Linked DNA regions of Homo sapiens: regions 1 and 2 are each linked to region 3. A link is a loop called in an ENCODE intact Hi-C map of the cell type or tissue named here. Cell type or tissue: PC-3. All regions are shown on one strand. Links, peaks and the distances in the headings refer to the core of each region. The heading gives the core; the rest is flanking DNA.

Region 1 (11,067 bases), core at 1,214-9,213, 190 kb after region 3:
ACTTTCCAGAGGTATTTTTGATACCATGTAGAAACCAAGAAGTTCCATTAAAATGTTAAATCATTCTGGAAAACAGAAGCCTATATTATCTGTTTGTTCTGATAAGGGAAGTCAGTGATGGGTATCCTAAAGCCACACACCTTACTACTTGAATTAATGACATCCCTGAAATACATCATTATGTATCATTAAAAAAAAAAACTGCCATTTAACCTACAACACAATGCCAAGATATTACTGATTGCACTTAGAATTAAATACTCTTTTGACAAGCACAAGTAATTACAATGCTCTGAGGAAGCCAGGAAAGCTGAAAGCACGGATAGTTATTGGTCACAGGAAGTCATACAGAGCAGTTGTAATCAACGTGCTAAACTTTATTCCAGAAAAAATTTTTTAAATGGAAAATTTCAAATAAGTGAGTCCTTTACAGACATGAAGCTACCTTCAAATCAAGATGTAAATGATATTGTTAATTAACAGCTTAAAGAGGCAGTTAAGTAGCAGTTAATAACACCAATAAGTATGTAAGAGTGTAGAATTCTCAATGAGATCACTTCTCTCTTCCTTTCACTGGATTGTGTACAGATATCCTCTTGTTATTTAAATATAATACAATTACAGCATTTCTCAAGTAATTATTAGACTCCCTGTGTTTATTAGCTGATATTTTTTTCTTCATTAATTCAATATCTCCCAAGTACTTGTACTAAAAACATTTTTTGCAAAAAGAAAAAGCTTACTGGAATTTTAAAAATTACTTTCAAACAACATTCAAATTACAATTAAATTTACCTCTTCTTTGGAGCATGTCCTAAAGCTCTTTGAGGCCCGCCAGTTGTAGCTTTTAAGTGAACTTCTGTTGGGTGGCTTTGTTGTTTGTACATTTACTGTGCTCAATTCAACTTTCGTGCCCTTAATAATGTCTAACAAGTCTTTTTCTCTGTTTTCCTTTACACTGTCTTGGTTGTCTGAAGTCTCCTTGGAAGTCTCAACAGTTCACACTGCTCAACTTTCTTGCTACAGATAGCGCCGTTAGTGCCAAAATATCTTTGGATATTATTTTTTGTCCTGGAAAGATGCATTAAAGAAAAAAAATGAAAAATACAATGCAGGCTAATAAAGCAAAAAACCGTGTATCTAAATTTTTTTTCAATTCAAGCCCTTTCCATTTGCTTTTTATAATTATTAACAACCATAGCAGCAGCAACTTACCATTTATTAGCACATACTATATGCCTCAACCTCGTGCAATATGTTTTATGCACATTTCTCATACCCACATTAACTCCCTAAGGTCTCCATTTTGCAGATAAGGAAACTGAAAATCAGAGAAGTAACTTACCTAAGGTCATGCACCTCACAGCCCATTAAGGCCTAAGACACACTGGGGTGCCACAAATAAGTAGAGGTATGCTGAGATATTGATCACCTGCTCCTTGGGGTGGCCAGGGGAGGCCTGGGGGTGCTGGTGCTCCCAAATCTGTTCCTTCCCACCATTTACCCCAGAGTTCGGTAGAAAAACTCTGACATGGTTAATAAATGACAATTTATTATTCTCAAACCCAGATCTGACTGACTGCAAGTCCTTGATCTTAACATAACACCTCTTTAAAAAGTTATAATTAAATAATACAAAAATAAATTTCTATCAAAAAGATTACTTTAAAAAAAACTGAGTGGGTCTTGTTTTAATCTGATCAACATTCTCATCAAGCTACATGCCACTTAACCCATAACCACTTGTAAGCTAAGCTAAAATGGAACAGAAAAGAAAATAATCGATGGCTATAAATGTCATTTTTGCTTTCCTCATTAGATACATTTATGAAAGAGAACACCACAAATGATTACATCTATACTAGACTCATGCAAAAGATGTCCTAATTCTAAGTAACTCAAATATCCAGTTTTATTCTGTGGAGTTAAAAACCTCTTTTGGCACTTGATTACTAAAGAACTTTAAAAACTCTTTGAATGTGTTAGTTTCAGTAAGAGGGTATAATATATTTAAAAATCATTCATTAAATATAGTGAATATCTACTCTGTGCTGGGCACTATACTAGGTACTGACAATATATTAGTAAATAAGAATTTCATAGTCCCTACTTATATGAAGCTGATGTGCTACAGCACTGCTTCTCACACTTTAATATATATAGAAATTATTTTTTTTTTTTTGAGACAGGGTCTCGCTCTGTCACACAGGCTGGAGTGCAGTGGCGTGATCTTGGCTCACTGCAGCCTCGACTTCCCCAGGCTCCGGCGATCCTCCCACCTCAGCCTCCTGAGTAGTTGGGACTAATTTTTTGTAGAAATGGGTTTCCCATGTTGCACAGGAACTCCTGGGATCTGCCCACTTAGAACTCCCACCACCCACCTAGGCTTCCCTAAGTGCTGGGATTACATGCCTGGGCCACTGTGCCTGGCCCACAGAAAGTATCTATGCTCCTTGCTAAAATACAGATTCTTTGGTCCCACCAAACTACTCTGATTCAGTAGCTGTTTCCAGGAGACACTTGAGAATTTGCATTTCTAACAAGCTCCCAGGTGTTGCTAATTCTGCTGATCAGGGGACCACATTACAGTAGCTATGTTACCTATGTTACTTAATCCTTACAATCTTAAAGGATAGGTTTTATTATTCTCGTTTTACAGAACAAACTGCTGCCCACAGACGTTAGGTCAGTGGTTATGAATCTCTAGAGGTTATACAAATCACATAGGCAGCTGACTTAAAACACAGATTCCTAAGATTCTTAGTTTGTAAGTTTGGAATGGGGTTCAGGAATCAGCATGTTAAATAAGACCCAGGTGCTTCTGATGCAGGTGAGCTCAAGAGCCTGTATCAGACCTTAGGTTAAATACTATATCAAGTTCTCAAAGCCAGAAAATAGTAGCCACAGGCTAAGGACACTTGCATGAAAGAGAAAACGGCAATTTCAAAAAATGCTGAAACTATCTGATCTGCTTATGAAAACGTCAGAGGCTATCAAATCAGGCACTTTAAAATTAGAATGAAAAAACAATTGCCAAACTAGTATCCTCATAATAAGTACACAGGACTCTCATAATATTCAATATATGGTACAATCTAAGAAAATAATTATTATTCTTTTTTTTTTTTTTTTTTTTTTTTGAGACGGAATCTCGCTCTGTCGCCAGGCTAGAGTGCAGTGGCGCGATTTCAGCTCACTGCAAGCTCCGCCTCCCGGGTTCACGCCATTCTCCTGCCTCACCCTCCCGAGTAGCGGGGACTACAGGTGCCCGCCACCACGCCCGGCTAATTTTTTGTGTTTTCAGTAGAGACGGGGTTTCACCATGTTAGCCAGGATGGTCTGGATCTCCTTACCTTGTGATCCGCCTGCCTCAGCCTCCCAAAGTGTTGGGATTACAGGCGTGAGCCACCACGCCCAGCCTATTATTCTACACTTAAAGTTAACACTGGTCAGGTGCAGCGGCTCACGCCTGTAATCCCAGCATTTTGGGAGGCCGAGGCGGATGGATTACCTGAGGTCTGGAGTTCGAGACCAGCCTGGCCAACACAGTGAAACTCCGTTTCTACTAAAAATACAAAAATGAGCCAGGCGTGGTAACGTACGCTTGTAGTCCCAGCTATTCAGGAGGCTGAGGCACAAGAATCGCTTGAACCAGGGAGGCAGAGGTTGCAGCGAGCCAAGATCCTGCCACTGTACTCCAGCCTGGGCCACAGAGTGAGACTCCATCTCAAAAATAATTAGTAATAATAATAACAATAAATAAAGTTGGCCGGGCGTGGTGGCTCATGCCTGTAATCCCAGCACTTTGAGAGGCCAATGCGGGCCGATCACCTGAGGTCGGGAGTTGGAGCCTGGCCAACATGGAGAAACCCCATCTCTACTAAAAATACAAAATTAGCTGGGGCATGCCTGTAATCCCAGCTACTCAGGAGGCTGAGGCAGGAGAATCGCTTGAACCCGGGAGGCGGAGATTGTGGTGACCCGAGATCGTGCCATTGCACTCCAGCCTGGGCAACAAGAGCAAAACTCCGTCTCAAAAAAAGAAAATAAAGTTAATATTAAAGGTACTTTAACAGAAAGGTGGTAATCAGGGGAATGAATCTCACATATAATCTTTACTACAATGTTTCCTTTCAAGACTGCTTTCATACCACAGAAAGCAATCTACATTACAGGAAAATTATGTATAAGTAACTCCATAACACTAACATAAAATTCTAAACCTAACCTCCCACCTGAGTTTGTTTCCACTGACAGTATCTCATCAGTACTTCAAATGCAACACCTTCAAAACGACATTTAAGACGTCCCCTTTCAGACTGATTTTCCATTTTTCACACTTCTATATTAAAATGCCCCCTGACATAAACAGATTTTTTCTGTTTTCCAAAAATTATAACATACGTAAAAATCTTTCTCAACCCCGGATCTGCATTCTTCTGCTAACGTTAAGGATACCATAATCCTCCAAAGCAGCCAGTTGAAATCTTTGCTATCTCTGACCACCCTACCATTATCCCATGATGTCACATCCCCTTAATTCTACCTGGGCAATTTTTCTCCTCCATTCAGCTGGTCCTTCCCATCTTCACTGCTACTAACCTGCTTCAGCACTGTACTTAACTGGCTTCTGAGTGTTATGCATGGAAGTTACACAGTGGAATTAGGCTTTCATAACAATAAAGTACTCGGAGGATAAACAGCAAAACCAAGTATGCTGCAACACGTTTTCTTTCCTGGCTAACTTCAACCAGTGGTCCTTCAGATTTCATCAGACTTTTCTTCCAGAAAGGATATCCTGAGTCGCCCCTGCAATGGTTAGGTGTCCCTATTTGCTCCTCCAGCAATTACTTGTTGGATGAATGGTGTACTCTGTGCTTCCATACACTATCTCAGCAATTACTTCACTACACAGCACTTAAATTGTCTACTTGCTGGAACTACACGCTCCGTGATGACAAGACTGTCTTACTTGGGGTTTATGACCAGTACTGGCACGCTGTAAAGTTTTCCAATAATGAACTAAAGAATAAATGAAGGAAACAGAAATGAGACTATCACATAAATCTTGGGAAGCAAAAGCTAAAACAACTTCGCTTTTGGAGCTTGGATAAACTGACAGGAGTTGATGACAAGACGAATGAGGCACAGCGACCCGGCTTGTAATTGGAGCTCTGTCTTCCACGCACGCTATGTTTCCTTGGGCAAGTCATCTTATCTTTCTGGGATTTTTCTTTTCTCAGATTTAAAGCAATAGCTTCTAAAACCCAGCAGGTAATAACATCGACACCAGGAAGTTGGAGGATAACTGAATGTACAGCACGGGGCACAGGGATGCCCGAGGACCTGCGGAGCCAAAAGTGCTGAACTGCGGTACCTGACAGTTCCACGCCGAGCAGCGAGTAGCAAAATTGCAGCCGCTGATGTCTCCGGGCTTCCAGGGGACAAAGGGTGGCAGGAAAGGGTGCGAAGAGGTAGAAACGCCGAGACTCTAGGAAACACCGCGGAGACATAAAGCCATCCAGGAGAGCAACTGAACAGTGCGCCCCACGCCAAACACATCCCCCGCGCTCTCTTCCGTTTCTGGTCTGGCGGGTTCCTCTCCCTTTGCTTTCCGGTGGGCAACTGAGGTGGGTAACTGTATTCCGGACTCGCCCGCGGGCCGGGCGGAGCCAGCTACCTCCAGACGACCCCACCTACCCCGCGATTCTATTCCTAGAGGCGGAGTCCTCGCCAGTGTTCAGTAAGGTTCGCTGGCCTAGGAGGATTCCAGACCGCCGAGACCGCCGAACAAGATAGTGGAGGGCGTGATCAGTTGTGCAAAAACTACAGATGATCAGTCTGTTTTTATGTTGTTGTTTTTCTGAGACTGACTCTCCCTCTGTCGCCCAGGCTGGAGCGCAGTGGCGCGATCTTAGCTCACTGCAACCTCCGCCTCCCGTGTTCAACCAGTTCTCCTGCCTCAGTCTCCTGAGTAGCTAGGATTACAGGCGTGCGCCACCACGCCCGGCTATTTTTTTTTTCTTTTTTGTACTTTTAGTAGAGACGGGGTTTCAGCATGTTGGCCAGGCTGGTCTCAAACTCCTGACCTCGTGATCCGCCCGCCTCGGCCTCCCAAAGTGCTGGTATTAGAGGCGTGAGCCACCGCGTCTGGTGGTTTCTTCACCCACACATCTGATGCCTCAGCTGGAGTAACTGGAAGAAACAGGGGCTAGCTGAATCTCTCTCCACACCTTTGCCCCGTGCTTTTTTTTTTTTTTTTTTTTTTTTTTTTTTGAGATGAAGTCTCACTCTGTTGCCCAGGCTGAAGCACAGTGTCGTGATCTTGACTCACTACAACCTCTGCCTCCCAGGTTCAAGCTATCCTCCTGCCTCAGCCTCCAGATTAGCTGGAGATTAGCAGCCTCCAGATTAGCATACGACACCACACCTGGCTACTTTTTGTATTTTTTTAGTAGAGACGGGAGTTTCACCATGTTGTCCAGGCTGGTCTCAAACTCCTGACCTCAGGTGATCCACCTGCCTCAGCCTCCCAAAGTGTGGGATTACAGGCGTGAGACACTGCGCCAGCTTGCCCCATGACTTTTGTACCTGGCTGGGTTGCACTTCCTCACAGCATGGCATCTCAGCATATTTGGACTTCTTTTTATTATTATTATTATTTTTTTTTTTTAGTCTCTCTCTCTCTCCAGGCTGGAGTACAGTGGCGCAATCTCAGCTTACTCCAACCTCCACCTCCTGAGTTCAAGCAATTCTCCTGCCTCAGCTTCCCGAGTAGCTAGAACTACAGGCATGCACCACCACGCCCAGCTAATTTTTGTATTTTTAGTAGAGATGGGGTTTCACCACATTGGCCAGGATGATCTTGATCTCTTGACCTCGTGATCGGCCTGCCTCGGCCTCCCAAAGTGCTGGGATTACAGACGTGAGCCACTGGGCCTGGCCTATATTTGGACTTCTTACAGAGCAGCTGGCTTGCCTTAGAGTGAACATTCACACCAGACTAAAGCTGCACAGCATTGAAAGTCACATGACATCACTTTCATTTCATTCTATTGGTGCAAAATGGGTCACAGGGCCAGTCCAGATTCAAAGTGAAGGAACCACACTTCCCTGAAAGTACCAGCAGCAGTGGCCACTGGGGGACGATTTTCAGAGAGTTGCTACCACATCCTAGAAAACTTTGAATTAGTTAATTCCATTCATTTCATCAGTATTTTCTTTAAAAAACTGTTTTAAATTATTTTTAAATTTTTTGTGGGTACATAGTAGGTGTATATAGTTATGGAATACATGAGATGTTTTGATATAGGCATGCAATGCGTATTAATCACATCATGGAGAATGGAGTACTCAAGCATTTATCCTTTGAATTACAAACAATTCAATTACATTCTTTAAGTTATTTAAAAATATACAATTGTTATTGACTACAGTCACCCTATTGCGCAATTAAAATAGGTCTTATTCTTTCTATATTTTTTGTACCCACTAACCATCCCCACCTCCCCTCCAACTCCCCACTACCCTTCTCAGCCTCTGGTAACTATCCTTCTACTCTCTATGACCAGGAGTTCAATAGTTTTGATTTTTAGATGCCACAAATAAGTGAGAACATGAGACGTTTGTCTTTCTTTTCCTAGCTTATTTCATTTAGCATAATGACCTCCAGTTCCATCCACGCTGTTCCAAATGCCTGAATCTCATTCTTTTTCATGGCTGAATAGAACTCCATTGTGTATATATACCACATTTTCTTTATCCATTCCTTTGTTGATGGGCACTGAGGTTGCTTCCAAATCTTAGCCATTGTAAACAGTGCTGCAACAAACATAGGAGTGTGGATATCTTTTCTATATTCTGATTTCCTTTCTTTTGGGTATATACCTAGGAGTGGGATTGTTGGATGATGTAGTAGCTCAATTTTTAGTTTTTTGAGGAACCTCCAAACTGTTCTCCATAGTGGTTGTACTAATATACATTCCACCAACAGTGTACAAGTGTTCCCTTTTCTCCACATCCTTGCCAGTATTTGTTATTACCTGGCTTTGGATATAAGCCATTTTAACTGGGGTGAAATGATATCTCATTGCAGTTTTGATTTGCATTTCTCTGATGATAATGATAAGCACCTTTTCATATGTCTGTTTGCTATTTGTTTTCTTTTGAGAAATGCCTATTCAAATCTTTTGCTCGTTTTTTGATCAAATTATTAGTATTTTTCCTATAGAGTTGTTTTATTTATTTTATTTTATTTTATTTTTATTATTATTATACTTTAAGTTTTAGGGTACATGTGCACAATGTGCAGGTTAGTTACATATGTATACATGTGCCATGCTGGTGTGCTGCACTCATTAACTCGTCATTTAGCATTAGGTATATCTCCTAATGCTATCCCTCCCCCCTCCTCCAACCCCACAACAGTCCCCAGAGTGTGATGTTCCCCTTCCTGTGTCCATGTGTTCTCATTGTTCAATTCCCATCTATGAGTGAGAACATGCGGTGTTTGGTTTTTTGTCCTTGTGACAGTTTACTGAGAATGATGATTTCCAATTTCATCCATGTCCCTACAAAGGACATGAACTCATCATTTTTTATGGGTGCATAGTATTCCATGGTGTATATGTGCCACATTTTCTTAATCCAGTCTATCATTGTTGGACATTTGGGTTGGTTCCAAGTCTTTGCTATTGTGAATAGTGCCGCAATAAACATACGTGTGCATGTGTCTTTATAGCAGCATGATTTATAGTCCTTTGGGTATATACCCAGTAATGGGATGGCTGGCTATAGAGTTGTTTGAACTCCTTATATATTCTGGTTATTAATCCCTTGTCAGATGGGTGGTTTGCAAATATTTTCTCCCATTTGGTGGGTTGTCTCTTCACTTTGTTGACTGTATCCTTTTCTGTGCAGAAGGTTTTTAAACTTGATGTGATCCCATATGTTCATTTTCACTTTGGTTGCCTGTGTTTGTGGAGTATTACTCAAGAAATTTTTGCCCAGACCAATGTCTTAGAGATTTTTCCCAATGTTTTCTTGTAGTAGCTTTATAGTTTGAGGTCTTAAGTCTTTCATCCATTTCGATTTGATTTTTCTATATGGCGAGAGATAGTGGTCTAGTTTCATTCTTTTGCATGTGGATATCTGGTTTTCCCAGCACCATTTATTGAAGGGACTGTCTTTTCCCCAGTGTATGTCTTGGCACCTTTGTTGAAAGTGAGTTCACTGTAGAGTGTGGATTTGTTTTGGGGTTCTCTATTCTGTTTCATTGGTCTATGTTTCTGTTTTTATGCCAGTACCATGCTGTTTTGGTTACTATAGCTCTCTAGTATAATTTGAAGTCAGGTAATGTGATTCCTCCAGTTTTGTGCTTTTTGCTTAGGATCCCTTTGGCTATTCTGGGTCTTTTGTGGTTTCAGATAAATTTTAGGATTCTTTTTTTTCTATTTCTGTGAAGAATGTCATTGGTATTTTGATAGGAATTGCGTTGAATCTGTAGATTGCTTTGGGCAGAATGCACATTTTAACAATATCAATTCTTCCAATCTATGAATATGGAATGTCTTTCCATTTTTTAATGTCCTCTTCAACTTCCTTCATCAGTATTTTATGGTTTTCATTATACAGACTTTTCACATCATTCATTAATTCCTGAGTATTTAATTTTATGTGTGGCTATTGTAACTGGGAGTACTTTCTAAATTTCTTTTTCACATTGCTCACTGTTGGCATATAGAAATGCTACTGATTTTTTTTTTTTTTTTGAGATAGTGTCCAACATGGAGAAGCCCCATCTCTACAATGGGGCTCTAAAAATGCAAAATTAGCCAGGTGTGGTGGCATATGCCTGTAATCCCAGCTACTCCAGAGGCTGAGGCAGGAGAATCGCTTGAACCCGGGAGGCAGAGTTTGCAGTGAGCCGAGATCGCACCACTGCACTCCAGCCTGGGCAACAAGAGCGAAACTCTGTCTCAAAAAAAAAAAAAAAAGAAAGAAAAAGAAAAATAAATCAGAATATTGTTTCCAGCTATTAATAATTCATGGTGCTGCAGACCTCTTGAATCATCATTAAAAGTCAGAAATCTAAGTGAAAATAGTGTTGCTCTTGCATTCAATTGTATTATAAAGCACTTAGCACTGGATATTATGAAGAGTTTTTCTGTGTTCCAAAGTATAGCATATCTTTGGAGGAGTCCAGCATGAGAGCTTAGGATCAGTCCTATCCTGAGACACAGATAGGCATTCTTTGTTTTCTGCAGTGGGATGAGCAGATAGGAAGGACCAGCACCAAGAATCTGACTTGCTCTGGGGGTTGCATGGATGCAGAAGAACCACAGGGAAGGGGTTGGTCCAGCTGCCCAAAAGAAATCTTTGAAGCCCATGCTGACCAGTATCTAGAGTCCAGGACAACAGTTCTATTTACTGCCATACAACACAATAATGCTCACCCAACTTTTATAATCACCACCCTGATTCCAAAACACTCTATGAATAAATGATCATTTGAAAGTTGATAGCTAATGATTAGAGATGGGAGTCAATGACTAGTGAAAAGCTGAAAAACTATGTTATGCATGGTATTCATAATAGCGTAGAAATACTAAAAACAGGTTAACTCTTACAAAGTTACAAAATCACAGCAAAGATATTAAAATAGCACATTACCTTAATGGTACAAGCAATTTCAATTCACCTTAATGAATTTCTTTCTCATGATATTTAATGTACCCCAGATTCTTTTCTAACATTATTTAATTACTACATGAATTCTAAGAAACACTTTAGATCTAGTAAATAATACATCTTGGAAAGATCTAAGTGAATAAATAATACATCTACAAAGATTCAGAAAAATTGAGAATATTCTGTCCATCTGCATGAAGTAATCAGTAGTTCATGCTAGTGGATGACACACAAAAAGGTAAACCATGAAGCCACTTCTCCCAAGTGGCAGGATGGCAGAACACGAATGTCATGGCCCAGGTGAGGCTTACATGCTCTGTCACTACTTTGCTTTTCCAGCAAAATGTATCCTATTCTGCTGTTTGTTTTATACCATTT
Region 2 (11,067 bases), core at 1,757-9,756, 100 kb after region 3:
CCAATCATGGTTGCCACTGCTCAACCTCTTCCTGACTTCCTTAGTTGGCATTCAAGTAAAAATGTCAGGAAGAAAGACATTGAGCAATGCCAACCACGACTTCCCTTTAATCAGGAAAAGCAGAAGGCCTCCCAAGCCCTCAGCATACTTTGGCCTGGATCTCACTGGCTACCACTGGGTCACCCGGGCACCCTGGACTGCAGGAGAACTAGAGAAAGCAAGTGTCTCTCCTGGGGCTGGGCTCATTGCTGCTTCCAATAAAAGAAGGACTATGTTACAAGGCAGGTGGGGGAGGAAGGAGATTGGGTAGGCAACCAAAAGTACATGCCTCAAGATTTATTTAACATTCTTAGCATGGAGGATGCATCTATATGCATTATCCCAATCACCCCACTCTTCCCCACACACTTTAGACTAAGATGGGGTAGATTTATGTACCACTTGCTTTCATAAATTTTTCATCAGTTTTGTATAACTTTAAAAAGCTACAGTACTCAAAGAGCATTCATTTCCTGGATGGAGCCATTTAATTTAAGGTAAATAACTGGATTACCTGACTGTTAGCTTCCTCCAATAACTTTAAGTTGTTTTAATGCAGCCATAAGCCTGAGGGAGAAAGCATAAATGAAGTACTGCTTTTAGCTAAAAATTAGGAGAAAACATTTTAATTTCTCCAAGCTATTGCAGACTAATAAGTACACGAAAGGAACAACCTGGCAGGATAAATTTGTCTCCTGGGTTATCAAACCATTCTCAGCATCTCACTGTGGAAGAAAATCCAGGGTTTAACTTTGAAATCTCAGTGGTGTGCTTGATGTGAGGAACATCTGAAATATGTGTTGTTATAGCTGGGAAGTGGAGAAATGGTTTATGTTAAATAATACTTTGAACTGAAGACATTAAAGAACCAATCACTTGCTTTTTCCATTGTTGTTCAGAAGCTGCAGAACAAAACCCCACAAGATTTTCACTTCAAATGAAGGGTTCCTCTATCCTTTGTAGGATTCCAGGGTTCGTTCAATTGCTTTTCCTCAAAAACATCTTTGATCAAAAACATCAGATTAACCTAAATCTCAAAGTTGGTATCAAGTAATTTTCACTTCAACTCAGGGCACTTATATTCACATGGTACAGCTATCCAGAGGCAGGGCAACAGGAGGAGGCGTGCTGAATATTGTGAAAAGAGCTACAAAGAGAAGAGATTAGAACCTTAAAGTGCACACATGTACACACGCATGCTCGGAATTCTCATTAATTTTTTATAAGGCAAAATAACCTTTTAGCAACACATGACTCTTAATACAATTTGTTTCACTGTCCTCTTTGCTCAAATGCAATCGTTTTTACTTTCAGGAAGGCAAGATCATGCCAGTCAAATATGAAGAAAATTCTCTTATCTGGGTGGCTGTAGATCAGCCTGTGAAGGACAACAGCTTCTTGAGTTCTAAGGTGTTAGAACTCTGCGGTGACCTTCCTATTTTCTGGCTTAAACCAACCTATCCAAAAGGTAACATTTTAAATTATCTTAAGCTGTTTACAACTTTCCCTGTTCATGCATGTGAGGTTCCTCCAACCCCCTCCACAGGCCTGAGCATGTTAACAAGGAGGATAAATCAGGATGCATGTCGCAGTGTCTCAGTAATTAGCATGAGAGATGAAAGAGCAGGAAAATGACAGCCCGTGACTATTGAAGGGAAGGGAAGGAGCAGTAGGGTTAACAGGAGGCAGATCAGGAAGACAATGCCATGGCATTACCTGCAGCTTTGGTTTATGACACTCCCACTTCTTTCCACTCTGCCCCTTTATCTCAGTTGTTTGCACCTTCCAATTTTACATTTTTTTTATTTCTAAGGCATAGAATCAAGGGACTAAGAAACTGTCATACCGCCGAGTCTTTATTGTGTTCAAACCTAGAATTATGGGACAGCCAAAAGCTGCTATGGGTATTGGCTGAGATTCCTCTCAAGTTCAGAGCTTGAATATTAGCTTCCAAGTCCAGTGAAAGTAAGTGCAGACTCCCTGGGGTTCACAGCTAGGCTGGAGCATATCTTTGAGCTATTTCTGGGTAATGAAGGGCAGGTGAGCCTGGTGGGCCTCACTCTCCCTCCTGAGTTTCTCCTGTCCCCTGAGTTGTCTCACTATTTCTACTGCAGTCACCACACTGGCCTCCCAAAGGCCTATTTTGTAGCTCTGGTTCAAATGTGGGGAAAAAAAAGGCCTTTCTCCTAGCACAGCTGAGATAGGCTGTTTTCTGAAAGATTTTATGGAAGACTAGCAGACAGCAGCATGGAAATAAAGAAAATATAGGCCTTTAAAACCACTAGGCTTGGTGGGCACACAGGGAAAAAACTGGGCAGTTAGTGTTTAATAGGTACAGTTTCATTTTTTGCAAGATGAAACATGTTCTAGATGGTGGTGATGATTGCACAGCAATGTGAATGTACTTCATGCCACTGAACTGTACACTTAAAAATGGTTAACATGGTAAATTTCGTTATGTATATTTTACAATTTTTAAAAATACCCACCAGGCTTAGGAAGTACAGGTTTCTGATCTGCCACGACTAACTTATTCTTATGGTTCACAAGTCTCATTCTGTCCCAAAGCTGGAGAAGATGGCTCCTCTCCAGCCTGGGTGAGGCAAATAGGATTCAGCGACAAGCCACTGGCAGTAGCTGCCCAGCACAGTGGGCTGAGAAACAGCTGGAGACCACATGCAGGCTCAGTAAGAAAGAATTCCAAACTCAGTCAGCAGGGGCTGGCTGGCTGAAGGGGGCAGGAGAGGGGCTGCCAAATGGGCTGTGCTGTTGCCATTCCTGCTCTTGCTCCTATGGGTGGTCACAACTCACAGTTCTATGATGGCTTGCCAAGTTCTGGCTTTCTGTTCCACACCTGCCACCACCTGGGTGGGCCTTCTTACTTTCTGTCGCCCAGGAACTCCCATCTTTTCCAGCTGAGGACAAGAGTCTGCAGTGTGCTACCAGTTAGAGCTCTCCCTAATCTCATTGAGGACAAGCCTCTTACCCAGAGAGTTCATTCACTCATTTGACAGACGTTCATGAGGGCCTAGTACGTGCCATAAACTTGTTGTAGGTATTTGAGGTGCATCCGTGAATAGAACAGACAAGAACCCGTGCCCTCAGGGAGTTTTGCATTGCAGCAAGGGGAGACAGTAAATAAACACTAAATTAAAATAAGAAAATTGTATAATATGATACAAGGTGCTATGGAAAATGCCAGTGCAGGGCCATGGGGTGGGCACTAGAGATCGGAACACAGCATTATTGGCAATGCTAAGACAACTGATAGGATGAGTAATTTCTCACTTGGGGAAAGAGCTTCTTCCCTACATATCCAAGATGTGGCTTGTTCCCTCCCAGCCCAATAGCGTGACCACATTTTAAGTATTCAATCACCACAACATCCATACAAGAATTACACATATTATGTACACAAGAAAAGTGGAAAACACCTCAATGCCCCCAGATTAGAAAAGGTAAATGTTGATTATATCCATAAAATGGAATATCATAGATATGAAAAATGGATTCCCCCATCTCTCATAAGTACAGTTATATTTTACAATACAATCAAGAAACTCTGATGATGCCAGGCTTCCTACCACCTAATTCTAATAAAAGCACCACACTCCAGGGTCCAGCGGCCCATGCCCTTGGATCTTGAAGCCAGCAGGTCATCAGTGTCACACAGCTGTATTATCAGAGACACGGGGAATGACAGCTGGACACAGGTCAGAGGGGAACGGGGAGAGCTGACACCTGCTGAGCTCTGTGTGTCAGGCATGGTAGTAGAGAATTACGCTTTGTCCTCATTTAATCTTTGCCAACAACTGTTGGGGTAACTACTCGTTCCCGTTTTATAGATGAAGAAACTAAGGTTCACAGAGATAAGTAATTTGCCTAAGGTCATTTAGTTAGTTAAAAGAAGCAGAACTGTGATCAAATCCAGGTCTCACTGGTGCCTCTCCAACCATGCTATCTGTGGAAGCTACCAATGGCTTTAAAGCACATCTTAGTTCTCCTAAATAACAAAGCATGATATAATCCTCATCACCTAATAGTTCAGTGCTTATTATATGCAACACACTGCTTAAACCTTTAGACAGATTCTCATTAACCCTATCACTACCCTATGAATTAGATATTACTATTATCCCCATTTTACAGATAACGAAACGGGCTCAGAGAGACACCAAAATCCAAGCTGTGTGGTACTTTCTACTTTTTTTTGAGATGGAGTTTCACTCGTCACCCAGGCTTGAGTGCAATGATGCAATCTCGGCTCACTGCAGCCTCTGCCTCCCAGGTTCAAGCGATTCTCCTGTCTCAGCCTCCCAAGTAGCTGGGATTACAGGTGCCTGCCACCACGCCCGGCTAATTATTGTATTTTTAGTAGAGATGGAGTTTCACCATGTTGACCAGGCTGGTCTCGAACTCCTGACCTCAAGTGATCCGCCTGCCTCAGCCTCCCAAACTGCTGGGATTACAGGCATGAGCTACTGCTCCTGGCCTGTATTTTGGTTAATTGGCAGCCATCAGCCCTGCTGCAGGGCCCATGAGGCTATGTGGTAAACTAGAGCCAGGGAGTTCGCACTGGGCACCTACCTATGCCACCCATTCTGTGATCTTGGCCAAGTCACTTGGCCTTTCTGAGGCTTGATGCCCTCATATATAAAAGCATTTGCTTTTTCTATCCCATAGGATTTTTAAAAAGAATAAACCAAGATATTTCCCTTGCAAACTGTAAAGCTTTATACTGATATAGTCAATCCATTAGAAATACTTAGGGCTACAATTAACAGAATATTTGATCAACAGTGGTTTCAACAAACACAGGTTTATTTTTTTCATATAGCCAGAAGTCTAGAGAGAGGAGGTTTTTGACACTATCAGCTACTCAATGATACCATCAAGTCTCTTTCCAGTTACCATTTTACTACCTGTAGCATGCTGGCTTATGGTGCCTATCACTTCATAGTCACAAGTTGACTCTCATAACTCCAGATATCACATCTGTGTTCAAGAAAGGAAAAACAAGACAGGGAAGCCTATCTGTCCCCTTTTACCGAGAAAGCAAAAGCTTTCCCAGAAACTGCACTAGCGTATTCTGCTGATGTCTCCCTGGTCAGATATGTCTCACCTGGCCACTTCTAATTGCAAAGGAAGCTGGGGAAATGAATGGTGTTTTATTTTCTCAGCCCCAGTAGTGAAGGCAGACCAAAAGAAAGGGGGGAGGTGGTCTTGAGGTTTGTCAGGCCATCTTACAATGTCATCTTCAATTAGTATTACAAAACCAAATTCAGATTATCTGTATGTTTAACTATTAGCCCAAGACTCTAAAACATGTTTTATTACTACAAACATCAGTACAAAAATTTTAAGCCATCTGGTTATGCACAAATTTTGATATCCTTTTCTTATGTTTTTCACCCTGATAAACACAGATCTAATTTCCTTAATTATTCAAATAAAGGGATTAATTTACAGAAATTTTTGCAGAAATCCAGAGGGAAAGAAGAGAAGTGGTAAGAAAAATTGTTCCAACTACCACAAAAAGACCACACAGTGGACCACGGAGCAACCCAGGCGCTGGAAGACTGAATAATGAAACCAGACCCAGTGTTCAAGAGGACTCACAAGCCTTCAATCCTGATAATCCTTATCATGTGCGTTCCGGTGCTTTTTGACATGATTAGACAAATGCATTAAACATAGTGCCAAGGCCGGGCGTGGTGGCTTACGCCTGTAATCCTAGCACTTTGGGAGGCAGGGGTGGGCAGATCACGAGGTCAGGAGTTCGAGGCCAGCCTGGCCAACATGGTGAAACCCTGTCTCTACTAAAGATACAAAAAATTAGCCAGGCATGGTGGCACACGCCTGTAATCCCAGCTACTCCGGAGGCTGAGGCAGGAGAATCGCTTGAACACAGGAGATGGAGGTTGCAGTGAGCCGAGATTGGGCCACTGCACTTCAGCCTGGGTGACAGGGCGAGACTCCGTCTCAAAAAAAAAAAATAGTGTTGAAATGGTGTTTGTACTTGAGGTTTCAAACGCGCATATAAGTATTCAACTTAGACTTTTATTCAATTATTTTAAAAATACATTTTCATTTGTTGCAAAGTTGTTTTTTTGTTGTTGTTTCACTGCCTGGGAATCGCCTCCCAGGTTCAAGCAATTCTCCTGCCTCAGCCTCCCAAGTAGCTGGGATTTCAGGTGCCCACCACCATGCCCAGCTAATTTTTTGTATTTTTTTTTTTAGTAGAGACAGGGTTTCACCATGTTGGGCAGGCTGTTCTCGAACTCCTGGCCTCAGGTGATCCACCTGCCTTGGCCTCCCAAGATGTTGTTGGGATCACAGGTGTGAGCCACCGCGCCCAACCTTTTGCAAGGTTTATAATTAAGGGTAAGAACACTTAAGCATTACCTCTGTAGTGTAAAATCCTGATTGGCTGGTAACCCTTATTATTCAGTTGTTTTCTGTGCTCTCCTTTTTTTGAGTCACAGGCAAATTCATGAAAACAAATTCATATCAGGAATTTGATTATTTGAAAATGTTTCCTAGAGTGCTCCCTGGAGGCAACATATGGAATGGAAGTATTCTCTTTCCCCCTTTATATCCACTTTATTCAACAGGCAGTCATTTAGGCACCTGCTCTTTCCCAGGCTCTGTGCACAGGCAGGAGACTGTGCCCTCAGGGGCTCAGTCCAGTTAGAGGATAGAGCCACACTTAGATGTAAAATGCTTTAGGCTGAAACACTGAAAAGTGATGTTTGTGAGGATGACACGAGGTGTCATCTGCCCTCAGGGGCTCTCACTTCAGTTAGAGGATAGACCCACACTTAGATGTAAAACGCTTTAGGCTGAAACACTGAAAAGTGATGTTTGTGAGGATGACACGAGGTGCTAAAAACTCAAATCTTCCACAAAATATTTACCATTATACTTTTCAGGGAGCGAAAAAGTAGAATAGGTATTTATTTGTAGCTAGCTTTTAAAATAAAAAATACAGGCTGGGCGCGGTGGCTCACACTTGTAATCCCAGCACTTTGGGAGGCTGAGGTGGGTGGATCACCTGAGGTCAGGAGTTCAAGACCAGCCTGGCCAACATGGTAAAACCCCGTCTCTACTAAAAATACAAAAAATTAGCTGGCACAGTGACGTGCACCTATAGTCCCAGCTACTCAGGAGGCTGAGGTAGGAGAATCACTTGAACCCAGGAGACTGAGGTTGCGGTGAGCCAAGATCACGCCATTGCACTCCAGCATGGGTGACAGAGTGAGACTTCAACTAAAAAATAAATTAAATTAAAAATACATGCAGAAATTTTTTAAAAACAGTACAAAAGGATATATTAAGAAAAGTGTTTCCCTTCCACTCCAGACACCCTCCCCAAAGCAAACTATTAACAATGACTATTTGTCCAGTTTCTTTGCATAAGTACACACCCACAGACACACACACATACACACACACACACTTTTAACACAAAACTTTTATACCTTGCTTTCTTTCCAGTTACAATATTTTGGAGATTGTTTTCCTACATAGTACCTCATTCATTTAATGACTACTATTCATTTAATAGTAACTCATTGTATACATAAATGTACAGAAATTTAGTTATGCTTTCATGGCTATAAATTATTTCCCTGTCTTTTGCTGTTTGCAAATACTGTTACAGGATACAATCTTGTACATGACTTACAGGATTATGAGGAGTAAATAAAGGTAATGCAGGTGGAGCTCTTTTAGCACAGGGCTTGAGATACATAGGTGAACAGTAACTTTCTCAATATTAGCTATTAGTATTGTGCCTCTTTGTACACACATGGAAGTCTACCTTTAGCATAAATACCGAAGCATGAGTCTGCTGCATCGAAGTAGATTTACATTTTAATGGAGGATACCAAATTGCCTTTCAAGGAATTACATCAGCCCTATGTCTGCAAACAGTAATGAAAGGACCCACTTCTTACCAAACTTAAAAAAAACTTTCACCAATCTCTTGGGTGTAAATTCTATCTCCTGGTTGTTTATCTTGCTTGTCTTTAATTATGTGTAAGGGTGAGCATCTTTTCATATACTAAGTCATTTGCACGTTTTTCTATGTAGCCTATTCAGTCCAACACTATTTCAGGTGTTGCAAATATATTTCCTAGTTTATCATTTTAAAAATATTTTAGAAAAGCTTGGAGCAAGAAGTATTTTCTAAACAACCAAAGGCTTATCAGAAAATTCAGGATGCCACAATACTTTACTACCTTAGCTTGAAGAAGAATAAAAAGAATCTGAATAGGCAAATAAAATTTAATACTGTTTATTCCCTAGAGAGCTGGGCTGGCTGAATCTGGCTCAAGGGGTGAGGGCATCAGCCCCTTTATAGACAGGCAGGATATGACTTTGCCTTGGATCCAGTCTTGAGTGACCTTTATCCCTTGAAAAACTCCAATTATATCAATTTTTTCCTTTATTATATGTTGGACTTTAAGCAGAAATGGTTAAAGCATTTATCTCCATGATCTCATTCAGTTATTCCTTTAAAAAACATATCTTAGGGTAACAACATGAGATTTCCTCCCAACCTTTCAATCCTAAAACTTTTGTCAGGTCCTCAGATAAGGAAGTGCCTCAACTGACAGGCCTTTTAACTCTCCCTGCCTCATAATTAATAAATGAGGTTGTTGTCTTTTTGCTGTCCCAGATTAACCTATTCAAGAAATAAGGTAAAGAACAGAGTGAGTCTGATGAATTAAAAAATGAATGCTTTAAGAGTAAGATAATAAATATTTTGATGACATAACTTGAATATGGGTTGTATCAGATCATGTTGTTAATTTTGTGATAATGGCAATCTGGTTGTAAATTTAGGAAAATATCCTTATTTTGGGGGGCACATTCTAATGTATTTATGGAAGAAATGTCACAATTCCTCCAATTCTCTTTAAATTCACTTCAGAATTTACTTTAAAATACTAGTTTTGCTTTGATGGACATATAAATTATTTCCCTATCTTTTGCTGTTGCAGGAAGGGGAAAAGCAAATTTGACAATAGGTTAGCAATTGTCCAATCTAGATGAGTCTATTGGTGTTCAATCTATAATTTTCTCTACTCTCCAGTATGTTTGAAATTTTTTTTTTTTCCAAGACAGAGTTTCACTCTTGTTACCCAGGCGGGAGTGCAATGGCACAATCTCAGCTCACTGCAACCTCCACCTCCTGGTTCAGGAGATTCTCCTGCCTCAGCCTCCTGAGTAGCTGGAATTACAGGTGTCCACCACCACGCCTGGCTAATTTTTTAGTAGAGATGGGGTTGGTTTCACCATGTTGGCCAGGCTGGTCTCAAACTCCTGACCTCAGGTGATCCACCCACCTTGGCCTCCCAAAGTGCTGGGATTGCAGGCATGAGCCACTGCGCGTGGCTGAAATTTTTAATAACTCCCCCCACTCCCCGACATCCCAAATTAAGATTAAAGACTTTGTTTAAACACCAGAATCAGCTAACTTTAGGAAAGAATCTTAAATTGAATCAAGAATTTAAAGATAAGGGTTTCTTGGGAATGCACTTCAATACCATATTAAAAATAATGCAGAATCTCCACCCTTACAAGTCCCCAAAAAGGAAAACCAAATATGTAAACCGGGCAGGGTTGGAGGGATGGGAGTTCCTTCCAGTTCTGTAATCTCACCAGCAGTGAAAATGGAGATTTTTACTTCACCAATGTAATCTTGTGTTTATATATTTACATAAAAAACTAGAAGGCAAAGTTTAAGGCCTTGAATTTTACATGTTTTTGTGGAGTCTTTTCCTGAGACCCCTTTGTCCCTATAGAGATAACATCCCCATTCTGTTACTGAAATGAAAGCAGGAGAAAACTAAATGACTTGACAGTGTTCTCAGAGCCAGTGCAACTGGAATTGAAATCTGTCTTTAGCCTAGATTGATGAGTTTCAAAAAGTGCTTCTAGAGCCCTGGAAGCTATTACTGCAAGAAGCCACAAGCATTCCACTGACTTAGAATTAGCAGTGGCAGAAATGCTACTTTTTATCATAATGCTTCCTTCTTGCTTTCCTACTTAAAACAAGCTGAGTTACTAAGTGGTAACCATAGTTCATTAAAGGCATGGAGAAACTTCAGGATATCGTTTTAAAAGACAAAACAACTTTCTAGTCAGTGACAGGTGAGGTAGGTGTAGATTCCTTGGTGTCAAAAGGAATTATGAATGACAGCAGTGAACATGAATTATGAATGACAGGGTAAACAAGATCAAACCCTTTACAGATTACACCTTCCTGTAGCAGTGAAAAATTCAGAATCTTATTTAAAAATAACATGCATGCTATGACCTTCCCACTATGCAGTTATCACAAATAATTATCTTTTATTTCACAGCAGCAGGAAGGGGAAAGCATGACATTCGACCCTAGACTGGATCACGAAGGAATCTGTTGTATAGAATGTAGGCGGAGCTACACCCACTGCCAGAAGATCTGTGAACCCCTGGGGGGCTATTACCCATGGCCTTATAATTATCAAGGCTGCCGTTCGGCCTGCAGAGTCATCATGCCATGTAGCTGGTGGGTGGCCCGTATCTTGGGCATGGTGTGAAATCACTTCATATATCATGTGCTGTAAAATAAGAACTAGCTGAAGAGACAACCAAAGAAGCATTAAGGCAGGTTGATGCTGATAGGACCACAAAATATTTTTACACTCAACCTGAGCGGTTATTCTTGACACTCTTAACAGAATTTTTTCAATTGTTTTCCAGAACTTTAGTATATGCAAATGTACTGAAAGGGTAGTTCAAGTCTAAAATGCCATAACCCCTTTATTATTTGTTATTTTTTATTTGCATTGCTTTGCCATAAGTCTTCCCTTGCTTGTATCTTCCAAAGCTATTTTGAAATAAACATGAAAATTTACAGTTTGCCAAAAATCTCAATTGTACACTTGAGCTCCTTTTAATTAAGTCATGATGAAAATAAGTCATTGTTATTTGTACAGAATTCCTCAACTGTTCTTAATCTTTTTTGTCCCCAGAATT
Region 3 (11,067 bases), core at 1,126-9,125:
TCTGGTGGGGACTTGAAGAAACTTTATGTCTAGCTAAGGGATTGTGAATGCACCAATTGGCACTCTGTATCTAGCTCAAGGTTTGTAAATGCACCAATCAGCACTCTATGTCTAGCTCAGGGTTTGTAAATATACCAATGGACACTCTGTATCTACCTAATCTAGTGGGGACTTGGAGAACTTTTGTGTCTAGCTCAGGTATTGTAAAGGCACCAGTCAGCACCCTGTCAAAATGGACAAATCAGCTCTCTGTAAAAGAGACCAATCGGCTCTCTGTAAAATGGACCAATCAGCAGGATGTGGGTGGGGCCAGATAAGAGTAAAAGCAGGGTGCCCGACCTAGCAGTGGCAACCAGCTGGGGTCCATTTCCACCCTGTGGAATCTTTGTTCTTTCGCTTTTTGCAATAAATCTTGCTGCTGCCCGCTGTGTGGGTCCACACTGCCTTTATGAGCTGTAATACTCATTGCAAAGGTCTGCAGCTTCACTCTTGAAGCCAGTGAGATCACGAACCCACGGGGAGAAATGAACAACTCCAGACACGCTGCCTTAAGAGCTGTAACACTCACTGTGAAGGTCTGCAGCTTCACTCCTGAGCCAGCGAGACCACCAACCCACCAAAAGGAAGAAACTCTGAACACATCTAAACATCAGAAGGAACAAACTCCAGACACACCGCCTTTAAGAACTGTAACACTCACCGCAAGGGTTCTCGACTTCATTCTTGAAGTCAGTGAGACCAATAACCCACCAATTCTGGACACACTTTCATACTCTAGGAAGAAGTCAACTCCCTGGAACAGTGGCTCCTGTAACTGCATCTAAAATAGGTTCCCTCCTTTCCCACCCATATTTTCTAATTCAATATTCTGTTTCCTCGCTTAACACAACTTGTAATTATTTTGTTTACTGTTGGGTATTTTTGTTTGTTTTTGTTTTTATCTGTCTTCCCGACTAAATTGTAGGCTACAGGAGAGAAACATTTCTTACATCAGCCTCTATTTGTTAAACTTACTTAAACCATAGTGTTATTAAGAAGTAGACTGGGCACGCTGGTGGCTCGTGCCTATAATCTCAGGAGTTTGGGAGGCTGAGGTAGGTGGCTCATTTGAGTCCAGGGCAACATGGCAAAGCCTCGCCTCTACAAAAAATACAAAAAAATGATCTGGGCATGGTCACACGAACCTGAGTGCTTGGAGTCCCAGCTACTCAAGAGGCTGAGATGGGAGGATCTCTTGAGCCCAAGAGGCAGAGGTTTCAGGGAGCCAAGATTGCACCACTGCATTCCAGCCTGGGTGACAGACAAAGCGAGACTCTGTCTCAAAAATGAAAATAAAAAAAGGTAAAGTAATTTTCCCCAAGCCAACAGTGAAATATTCAAGGTTAGGAAAAGAAGGGAGATGTAAAAGCAAACAACCTGGAAAATCCTCACACTGTATATCATTTCATAAACAATCAAAAGTTAAATGTTGAACCAGAGATCTCACTTCTGTGTTCTCTACACATTCTCTTCTCAAGAAACGGCTTTCCCAGCCTTCTGCTGAAACCTCTGGCCAAAGATAATTGATCTAAAAGAGGCCACCTGATTGGACCAATTTGGTCAAATAACCATCTTTAGAATAATCCTATTGGTCAATCAGAATTGCTTATTGGGGGAATTTGGCTTGGGGATTCTGGGATTCTCTGAAGATCAGGGAAGAGGCAGAAATGCTTGGTGCATGTGTGACTTAAGAAAACCACTCAGCCGAGAAGAGAAAAATAAGCTGACAGAGGGAAGCAGGACCCTGAGGCCTCTTGGTGGCTTTCAGTTCAGGAACTGAGCCCCATTCAGCCCCATGGGAGCCCCACTGTTGTCTCTGCCCCTGGACTCTGTGAGACAAATTTTTCTTTTTGCCTAAACCAACTTGAGCAAATTGTGGCCAAACAGCCCCTGATGAAGGCAAGTGTAAATTGTTATTTCTCACCTCTTCGTGTGTGTGTTGTGTGTGTGCGTGTACTGAGGGAGGGACTATTTGACCTTATTCCCAAGGCCTTCCCCTTGGTATATGGAGATGATAAATTCTTTCTTACAATTAGGTCATGTGTTACACACCAGCAGCATAAGCCATGGGGTATCATTTCTGAGACACCCCAAAAGCCCTTTGCGTTCTCTAAACTCCTCCTACTCTTAAAATTGTACCATTTCCATTTAATACTTGGGCTTAAATCTTGTCTTCCTGAAACACTGTTTCCTGGTAAACAGGTTCCTTATAAGCAGAGACTGGCCCTATTCATATTTGAGTTCTCACTGCACATAGACTGGTATAAGAGTGGAACCTGGCAGGAACTCCAGTTGGAATAAATGAATCAAATGGGAAAATATGGTGAGGAGGGAAAGTCGTGGGTGCCACACTCAGACGTCCTCAACTTCACCATTTTGGGCTCAACTAATTTCAATCCTAGGTGAGTTGTAAGATGACAGTTACAAAGAATTGAAAATTCCTGAACTGGGTGACAGACTCTACATCTGTCTTTGCAGTTTCCATTTACTTTTACAAGCATTAATGCCACCTGGCCAGATTCATTTAAATGAAGAGGAGCAGAAACGTTTATGTGCACAAGGGAATGGAAAGGCATAGAGGGGGAAGAAAAGAAAAAGAAAATTGCCGGGCAGAAAGGTGGAGTTATCTCAATGTCTCCCTCCTGCTTTCTCTCTTCACCACCCTTGCTCTATTTCATAAGTTTTATTGCCATCTTGACATTATCTAAATTATGATTTGAAATTCATTCAAGCAGACTAACTCGTGGTTATATTTGTAAAATTTGAAAAAACAAATTTAATTTCTTTCTTCAGGAAAAAACGAGTCTGATAAATACAACTAAGGGACTGTTCATGTGCACCCAGTGACTGGAACAAGCAGATGCATGTTTTTAATATCCATTCTCATAAAAGCCTGGAGGTTAGCCTCTCAACAGCACCCTGCAGGATTCCACACCATCTTTTCAAAGCACTTCACTAATGAGCTGCCATCATTTGTGCAAACAGCCTTGTGAGAAGGAGGAGGTTGTAGCTGTTCCATTTACAAATGAGAAGAGTGAGGTTTGAGGAAAGTAGACGAGTTTTCCCAACTGTGCAGTAAACCCAGATAGGGCTCGAAGCTCTGAGCTCCCTGCACTTGATCCCATGAGCTAGGTTACTATTTGAAATGAGACTCCTTCAGACAACGAATTCTTAGATTCTGATGTCACTAAAATGGGGTAGAATGAAGAGAGAAATTCCACAAATGGAGATAGACTTAAAGCATATGATATACAACATCCATGGACTTACATCCAAGGCAAATATGCAATTTTTTTTCACATGGCTCATGGACAAAGGCTTTAAGAAAAATAATAGCAGTCTCAGGAATCATGTTCTTCCTAACAAACATGAGCGGCACACTATTCTATGTGGATGTAGGCCCAAGGAGTATTTCTGTATGCTATTCTGGGTCCAGCACAGGATATGAGTTTAATTGGAACTGTTTTAATTCACATCTGGAATTTTCCAAAGAATAGCTCATTGACTAATTGGCCCCTTGAGTTAACAAATGGTTGCTATTTTGATGACTGAGTTTTTTTTATCTGTAACAACTTTTTTTACTCCGTTCAGTTCAACATACATTTATTGGGCAAGCAACAATGCTGGATATTGGGCAAGGCAAGGAAGGATAGAGAAGTTGGGGAACAAAGATAAATAATATGCAGTCTGTTGCCTCCAGAAACATAAAGCCTATTTGCATAAATAACTGATTTAATTATAAGGCAAATGGAATTTGATACTATAAAGGAGGCAAAGATATGCGAAGGCAGAGGAAGAAATAATGAGTGTTATAAAAGGTAATCAAAAGGGGCAAGAGGCAGGGAATTACAAGGCTTCATGAAGGAGGCAGCCTCTGAGCTAGGCCATGTAGAATGCATACAATGTCAATAGGTGAAGGAGAAAAGAGAATTCTAGGCAGAGGGAACAGGACAGAAAAGACACAGATGGAAGTAGAAAGGCTATGAGTGACTAAGTTGGAAGTGTAGGTTGAGGTCAGGTTGTGAAGGACCTTGAATTGAGTTCTGCAGGCAGTAAGGAGTCACCAAAGATTTTTGAGTAAGGGAGCCAAGTGCTCCCCTGCCAGCCTGAAACAACTGGGTTACTTCTAAGAAGCAATGAACTATTAGCTGATGTAAATCATGCTATTTGGGGGCCTCTTTGCTGCATCAGCTTAGCCTTACCCTAACCAATAAAAAGGCCCTCATTTTACAAATGAGGAACCTGAAGCTTAGAGGAGACAAGTGACTTAACCAGCATCATGTTACCATAACTCTACCACGTAGAACCAGGGCCAGACAGGAAATCTGGGCCTAGATATTCCATAGCCCCAAAAGATGTGATGATGGTGGCGGTGGTGGCAGTGGTGATGGTAATATGATGGTGATGATGGAGATTTTTTGTTTTCGATAAACTGGTGTTTCAAGGTTTTGTTTTTATACCTCTTCTTTACATTTTTCTATTTTTTAATGTAAAAGCATGGAACAGATTCGCCATATAATCATTTTAATCAATTTTCTGCGGTGATAACTTCCCTGCAACTTAATTGGCAAAGTTGTTTCCCAGACTAAAAGTACTATGGCATCATCTAAAAGTCACCTCAAAGAGACAGAACAATTCATTAAAAACCACTAATGTCTGCAGGGTTTAAAGATGTTAAGTGTTCATTTGGAGAATGAGAAATCAACGCACATTGACTTTTGCCATCCGGGTTTGTCACGCTCTGTGTCCGTGGGATGACTCACATTGCTAAAGCCCAAGTTTAATTAACATGCTTATTCTGTGCCGCTACTTCCATTCTAACAAATTAAATGTTTAAACAGCCAGTGCAAACATTTAGATCTGAGTCAAAATTGTTTGCACTCTGCCAGTTTAGGCATTTAATTTATTATAATCCTTTCCATAATATATACTTTGAAAGTCATTCTTTTGCACTGAAAAATATTGTTAGTATTTCAACTGATGCTATTGAATCTGAGACTATCAGAATGTGACGTGAGAACTAAATTGGACTGCAAATAAGGCCAATAAATGAGATAATAAATGAATCCTCATCTATCCTAACTTCCTCAATTGACCAAGTAATAATAATGACAGGTGCCAACTCAGGCCTGACTTTTGTCCCATAATCTCTGCTCTTGTGGAGAGATGCTATAAGATGAGACAAGGATCTTGCAAAGCTCGTAAACATTTCTTCTTAAGAGCCTTTCCTGGATTCTGACCTCTTCCTCCCTGCAGATGTTTTTTCAACATACAGAATTTTGCTAGCTTTCAACAACTTCCCCTTCCCTGGGCTAAAGAAACTGAAAATGCAATGGAAGAGAAATTATAACAAAAGCTTCATTGACGCAATGCTGACTGCACTGATAAAGATCTCAGGCAAGCAGCCAAAGAAGCTAGACAGAGAGAGGTTCCCAAGGAATGACCCTGTTTGGCCCCAGGTGACCACAAGGTGGCAGTGAAGGTCTTCTTCACCCTCCCCATTGGCACCACCCTCCCAGGCCCCGACCCCCAGGCACTGTGCCTCTTCCCCACTGTCTCCCAGGGAAACAAATGGATACACCCAGATCTAAAAAGCTGACACTTTTACATTTTTAATAAAGATAACTTGTGTTTTATTGTGAATAACATGGAAACTGGAAAATGATTGAAAATTTCCCCCAATAGCCCTTGCTTGAAGAAAATGGAGCATGGCGTTGGAACCAAGAGGAAAATATTGTAGAGTAATAGATGCTGGTCATGCAAACTCATTAGATCTCAGCTTCCTCATCTACAGAATGAGAGGTTAGGTTCCTCTCATCCCTGAGGTTTCTTCCAGTACCCTTCCAGAGACAATAGCATGGATCAAACTCATCAACCAAGGGAGAGGGGTCAGTTTCAGGAGACACCAATTGGTTTGTTACTGTGTGCTAATCAAGGTCACGTGCCACTGAAAACCTGAATGCATTCACTCTCTGATTCTTCAGGCTTCCATCTCCTGCTCAGAAATCATTCAAGGTCTTCCACAAAACATTCCAGATTGTTTATACTTTGAGATTGAATTATATAGAGTCAAGCTTGGTCAGATTTTATAATGAAGCTATATCTACCCAAAAATTGGCTGGTGAAGGAAAGGAGGAAATCGTTGAATCTAGCCAATTTGTTGTTTCTGAAAGCAATCAACTCAGATCAATCCAGCTTTGTTTGTTTTTCCAAATAATGTAGGTCATTTAGACACACGATAGGGCTTTCTCCTAGAGCCACCTCAAGGAACTACCCATTCAAAAGGGCTTTGTTAAATGAGAATGGATGCCTGCACCTCAACACACGCTCACTATTTAAATGCCAGGAGGGTTAACTGAGAAGTAACAGACAAAAGTCTTCCCACTGAATATCTATGCTGAGGCATTTTTAAATGTTTTTAATGTCTAAGGGTTGTAATTAAGTGAGGCATTAATTAGCTTTTCTAAACCACTTTTTAAAAAGTTAATCATAATTAGCATTAATTAAATACTATGTTCCAGACAATGTGTTAAGCACATTATATGTATTACCTCATCAATTCTTATTCCAACCCTATAAAGAAGGAACTGATACTTCCCCAATTTTATAGATGCAGAAACTGAGGTTTCAGGAGATGAGGTCACCTATCCAGGTTCACACGGCTGAAAACCAGGTATGCATGCCTGATTGCAAAGTCCCAGCTCTCTCTTTTTTTTTTTTTCAGACAGAGTTTCGCTCTGTCGCCCAGGCTGGAGTGTGGTGGCAGGATCTCGGCTCACTGAAAGCTCCACCTCCCAGGTTCACGCCATTCTCCTGCCTCAGCCTCCTGAGTAGCTGGGACTATAGGTGCCCGCCACCATGCCTGGCTAATTTTTTTTTTTTTTTTTTTTTTTTTTTTTTTGGATTTTTAGTAGAGACAGGGTTTCATCGTGTAAGCCAGGATGGTCTCGATCTCCTGACCTCGTGATCCACCCGCCTTGGCTTCCCAAAGTGCTGGGATTACAGGCATGAGCCACCACGCCTGGCCACAAAGGACCCAGCTCTTGAAGGAAGTTTATCCAGCCCCAATTCCGTTTTTCATGTCTTCATAATCCCCGAGGATGTTTTTTTTGTTTTATTTTGTTTTTTTGAGATGGAGTCTTGCTCTGTTGCCCAGGCTGGAGTGCAATGGGGCAATCTCAGCTCACTGCAACCTCCACCTCCCGGATTCAAGCGATTCTCCTGCCTCAGCCTCCCGAGTAGTTGGGATTACAGGCGCCCACCACCACGCCCAGCTAATTTTTGTATTTTTAGTAGAGATGGGATTTCGCCATATTGGTCAGGCTGGTCTCAAACTCCTGAACCCAGGTGATCCACCCGCGTCAGCCTCCCAAAGTGCTGGGATTACAGGCATGAGCCACCACGCCCGGCTGATTCCTCTTTTTTACTGGCACCTGTGTCAGTATTACACATTTATAAGTATTTTAATATTTCTAAAATGAGACCAACTCATCAAAAATTTGCAGAGGAAATCCCCAACTCCTTATAGTGGAAAGAGTACCAGGGTCGCTTAGGGTTGCTCTCCATCTCTGTACCATTTACAAATAAATGCTGCTGGTCCCAGGCTCTGCATCAAATTTACCACCTAAGGAGATTCCACACTCTTCAAGGAATCCACCACAGTGGCCTCAGCTATCTTTGAACTGCCTTTCCTCTTGTCTTAATGCTCAATGAACACAGAGAACAGCCAACTTTTCCTTCTGATTCTGAACTTGAGGACGATCAAGAAAACACACGATTTTTTTTTTTTTTTTTTTTTTTTTTTTTGAGACAGGGTCTTGCTCTATCTCCCAGACTGGAGTGCAGTGGCACGATCTCGGCTTACTGCAACCTCCGCCTCCTGGGTTCAAGAGATTCTCCTGCCTCAGCCTCCTGAGTACAGGGATTACAGGCGCACGCCACCATGCCTGGCTAATTTTTGTATTTTAGTAGAGACAGGGTTTCACCATGCTGGTCATGCTGGTCTCAAACTCCTGACCTCATGATCCACCCACCTCAGCCTCCCAAAGTGCTAGGATTACAGGCATGAGCCACCACACCCAACCGAAAACACACAATTCTTAAGCAAGATATGACTTCAAGAGGTCCTCCAATCCTGTCTTCTGCTTCCAGACAGGGACTGTATAACTAAAAACAAAAAATCACCAAATATGAACAACCATCACTAACTTTTTTGGACATTCATGAGAGTGCAAAGGGTTCTACCTGTATCAGCTCATTTTACAGTGGGGGAGTTTGAGGCACAGAGAGGAGAAGTGATTTTCCCAAAGCCATATAACTAGGCAAGGGTACAGGTGGAATTAGAATCAACTGTCCCCTGAATTTTATTTGCTATATCTCTATTCCTTCTCCCTGGCCTAGGTTGATGTGGGGAAGACAGGAGCAGGCACCTGGAATTGTAGAATCATGGGCAAAGCACCAAAATGGTAGTAAACACGGGTTCCTGAGCCACCTTTGCCTCTAACTGGCTGGGTTTCTTTAGATGAGCTCCCCCCATGCCTGGGCTTCAGTTTCCTCACCCTCAGATTTCCCTAAAGGCCTTTTTTTTTTTAACTCTAAACTTCTAGGATTTGGGTTCAACAAGGTTAGTTGGGAGAAAAGCAGGGCAGAAACGTAGCAAGTTGGGAAACCAGCGGACCAGCTGGTGGCCACAGCTGTCCTGTTCATTCTGCTAGAATTCCGCACCAGCCAGTGACTTTTCCTCCCATTCTCCACATTATGCATTCACATCAGACCTCTGTTTTATCTTCAGCATGTTAGTATTACACATTTTTATTTTGCCAGTTATCTCTTCTATTAACCCGGGCACTCTGCAAAATGACTTGTCATTAATAACGTGAACTGGCTTTTTCAGTTTAGACAGAAAGGAAGATATGGAATTGAAGGAACCGTGTTATCTAATGCATTTTCAAAGAGATTTGTTTGATGAGAGTGCTTGTTAGAAATACCTAAGCAGAGAGCATCAAATCTTTGACAAAATATATATTCGAAATATTGCATAGAGGACTTTTAGGGATTAGAGTCTATCAGCATGCATTGCTTCAAATTTTCGGATGAAATTTTAGCAGCAACTATATTAGAATCTTGTAATCACATTCACGAATGCCAACGCCCAGATCACAAATGCCATCCCTACTGGATATGGATTTGAGGGTATTTTTTTTCAGGAAGGTATTGTTAGCTTTAGGGTCTAGTCTGCTTGCTTACCTTTTTAAAGACAAGCGCAGAATTTTAGAATTGGGAGAGTCCAGATAGATTATTCCCAATCCCCCTGTTCCATAGGTTAGGAAATTGCACCCAAGTACAGGAATGTCCCAAGGTCATACACCACAATGCATAGCCAGGACTCAGACCAGCTGCTTGATTCCTAGTCCCTCACTTCCACCCTTATGCCAACTGTCATGTTCTGCAAAAGGACAGAACCAGAAACAAAGGAGCATCAGAAGACTATGTCATTAATCAAATGATCTCTGAGCCAGAGATGGATGTCCTACAGTGCTCAATCAGAGCTTCAGAAAAGGGTAAATAGATCCGATATAGGGAACCTCTGTAGACCATGGGGAGCAACTGGGGAGGGTTAAGCTAGTAACTAATGCCCCGGGAGCAGAGGCCAAGCCTGGTGATTGACTTGGGAGCAGAGATTTATGTGGAATATGCCTCATATAGAGATACTGACGGGACTTTGGCAGGTAATGCAATGGGGAAAGAATGGGCTGTGGGGTCATGGGAGCTTTGATTGTGAACCCCAGCTGTCTCTCACTGCCTATGACTTTGGACAGCTACCTTGCTTCATCTCTCTGAGCCTCAGTGACCCCATCTGCAAACTGAGACATTTTTGTGTGCTGTATAATGCTGTGAATGTGTAAATTTTAATACTGTGGCTTACATTTGTAAGTATATATTTATGATACAGTCATAACTGGCCAACAAACCACAGTTTGCATCCTTTCCAGGGACACAAGCAGCAAACTGACTCAGGGATGTAGGGCTTGGGCTTGAACTCCTACAACCAAAGTGGTCACAAATTATGCAGTGTGGGCATGGGTTCCCAGTCCCAACCTTTCCATTCCACCAACCCACTATTCTGCCTAATCTGCCTACATTTGTTTACATTGATTCAAACCCCATCAGAGCCAGGGAAGACACTGTTGTTATTGAAGGGGAGGCCCAGGACTGGCAGAGGGGATGCACTAAACAGCCCCTGTGGGTGTGGAGGAGAGGGCAGGCAGAGCAGTCTGCCCTGGGAAGGCTGGGAGGAACCTGCCATGGGTTTGGACAGGCAGGCAAAAGACAGCTGCCCTTTCTGAAGGCATGCGCCCTCCAAGGCCTGCCAAAAGGTCAGCTTACCATAGAGGACCCGAAGTGAGCCCAGAGCCTTTTAGGAACACATCTGCTATTCATGTATAATGTAACTGGATCAACTCTGAAACCAAGAGGCTTTAACCGCAGAGCTTGTCTGGAGGGAGATAATGAGGAGGAAGAAAAGGCCAATGAAAACAGAAAGTCCAGATAAAAAGCCCAGAAACAGATTAGGTCATCCCAGGTTTATTGTCATGGAAGAACCATTTCTCCAAGAGTGAAAAACTTGCAGCCCAGTTGCTAAACAAACTAACCTGTGGATTGTTTTACCTTCCTGGCCTCAGTTAGCTCCCTAGATCTTGGTTCACCTCCCTGGGCCTAGGTTAACCTCCCTGAGTCTCTCTTGGTTATCTTTTGGCTCTAACACCAGAGATTTCCCAGATTCTAAGTGGTAAGAAACATACAAAAAGTAAACTAAATAACATGTTTCCTTGAAATATTAATCAATCATGCTTTCCTTTTTATGACTCGCTTTTGAATCAGTCAGAGGCATTCATGTGGCCTCAAGGAGAATTAGGAATGCTTTAGTGGGACTGCAAAGGGAAGAAAATAAATTTTTTGCTTTCAAAATAAGCCTTCAGAGCTCAAAGTGAAGCCCTGGGGGAAGCAGGGGAGAGTTTTCATTATAAC

What was found. Peaks named below come from ENCODE experiments on the same cell type or tissue, not always from the same donor. Only the 100,000 strongest peaks of a DNase experiment are listed, where the experiment ranks them.
Region 1: a loop joins it to region 3, with 5 times the contacts of the local background. A loop is called at or near these places in 16 of 110 quality-filtered maps.
Region 2: it touches region 3 in a loop (15-fold over the local background); 4 of 110 quality-filtered maps call a loop at or near these places.

The regions. Positions count from the first base shown.
Region 1 is chr13:52,611,993-52,623,059 of GRCh38, reverse strand. It overlaps a transcript of HNRNPA1L2 not described here. Among named protein-coding and RNA genes, the nearest start is that of LINC00345, 17 kb to the right of the region's middle. RefSeq lists enhancers at 5,491-5,710, 6,101-6,220. In PC-3, for the core only: no CTCF peak of the experiment used is centred there; a DNase peak (open chromatin) is centred at 5,639; H3K4me3 peaks cover 2,256 bases; H3K27ac peaks cover 801 bases.
Region 2 is chr13:52,703,156-52,714,222 of GRCh38, reverse strand. It overlaps CNMD (chondromodulin), which reads left to right. Exons shown (of 7, transcript NM_007015.3): 5 at 1,354-1,507; 6 at 5,521-5,687; 7 at 10,413-10,959. The coding sequence ends at 10,628. Among named protein-coding and RNA genes, the nearest start is that of CNMD, 31 kb to the left of the region's middle. RefSeq lists an enhancer at 1,457-2,007. In PC-3, for the core only: a CTCF peak has its summit at 6,578 (motif pointing left); no DNase peak of the experiment used is centred there.
Region 3 is chr13:52,803,931-52,814,997 of GRCh38, reverse strand. It overlaps MIR759 (microRNA 759), which reads right to left and starts at 4,948; the gene lies at 4,858-4,948. In PC-3, for the core only: a CTCF peak has its summit at 5,501 (motif pointing right); a DNase peak (open chromatin) is centred at 5,447; H3K27ac peaks cover 643 bases; H3K27me3 peaks cover 707 bases.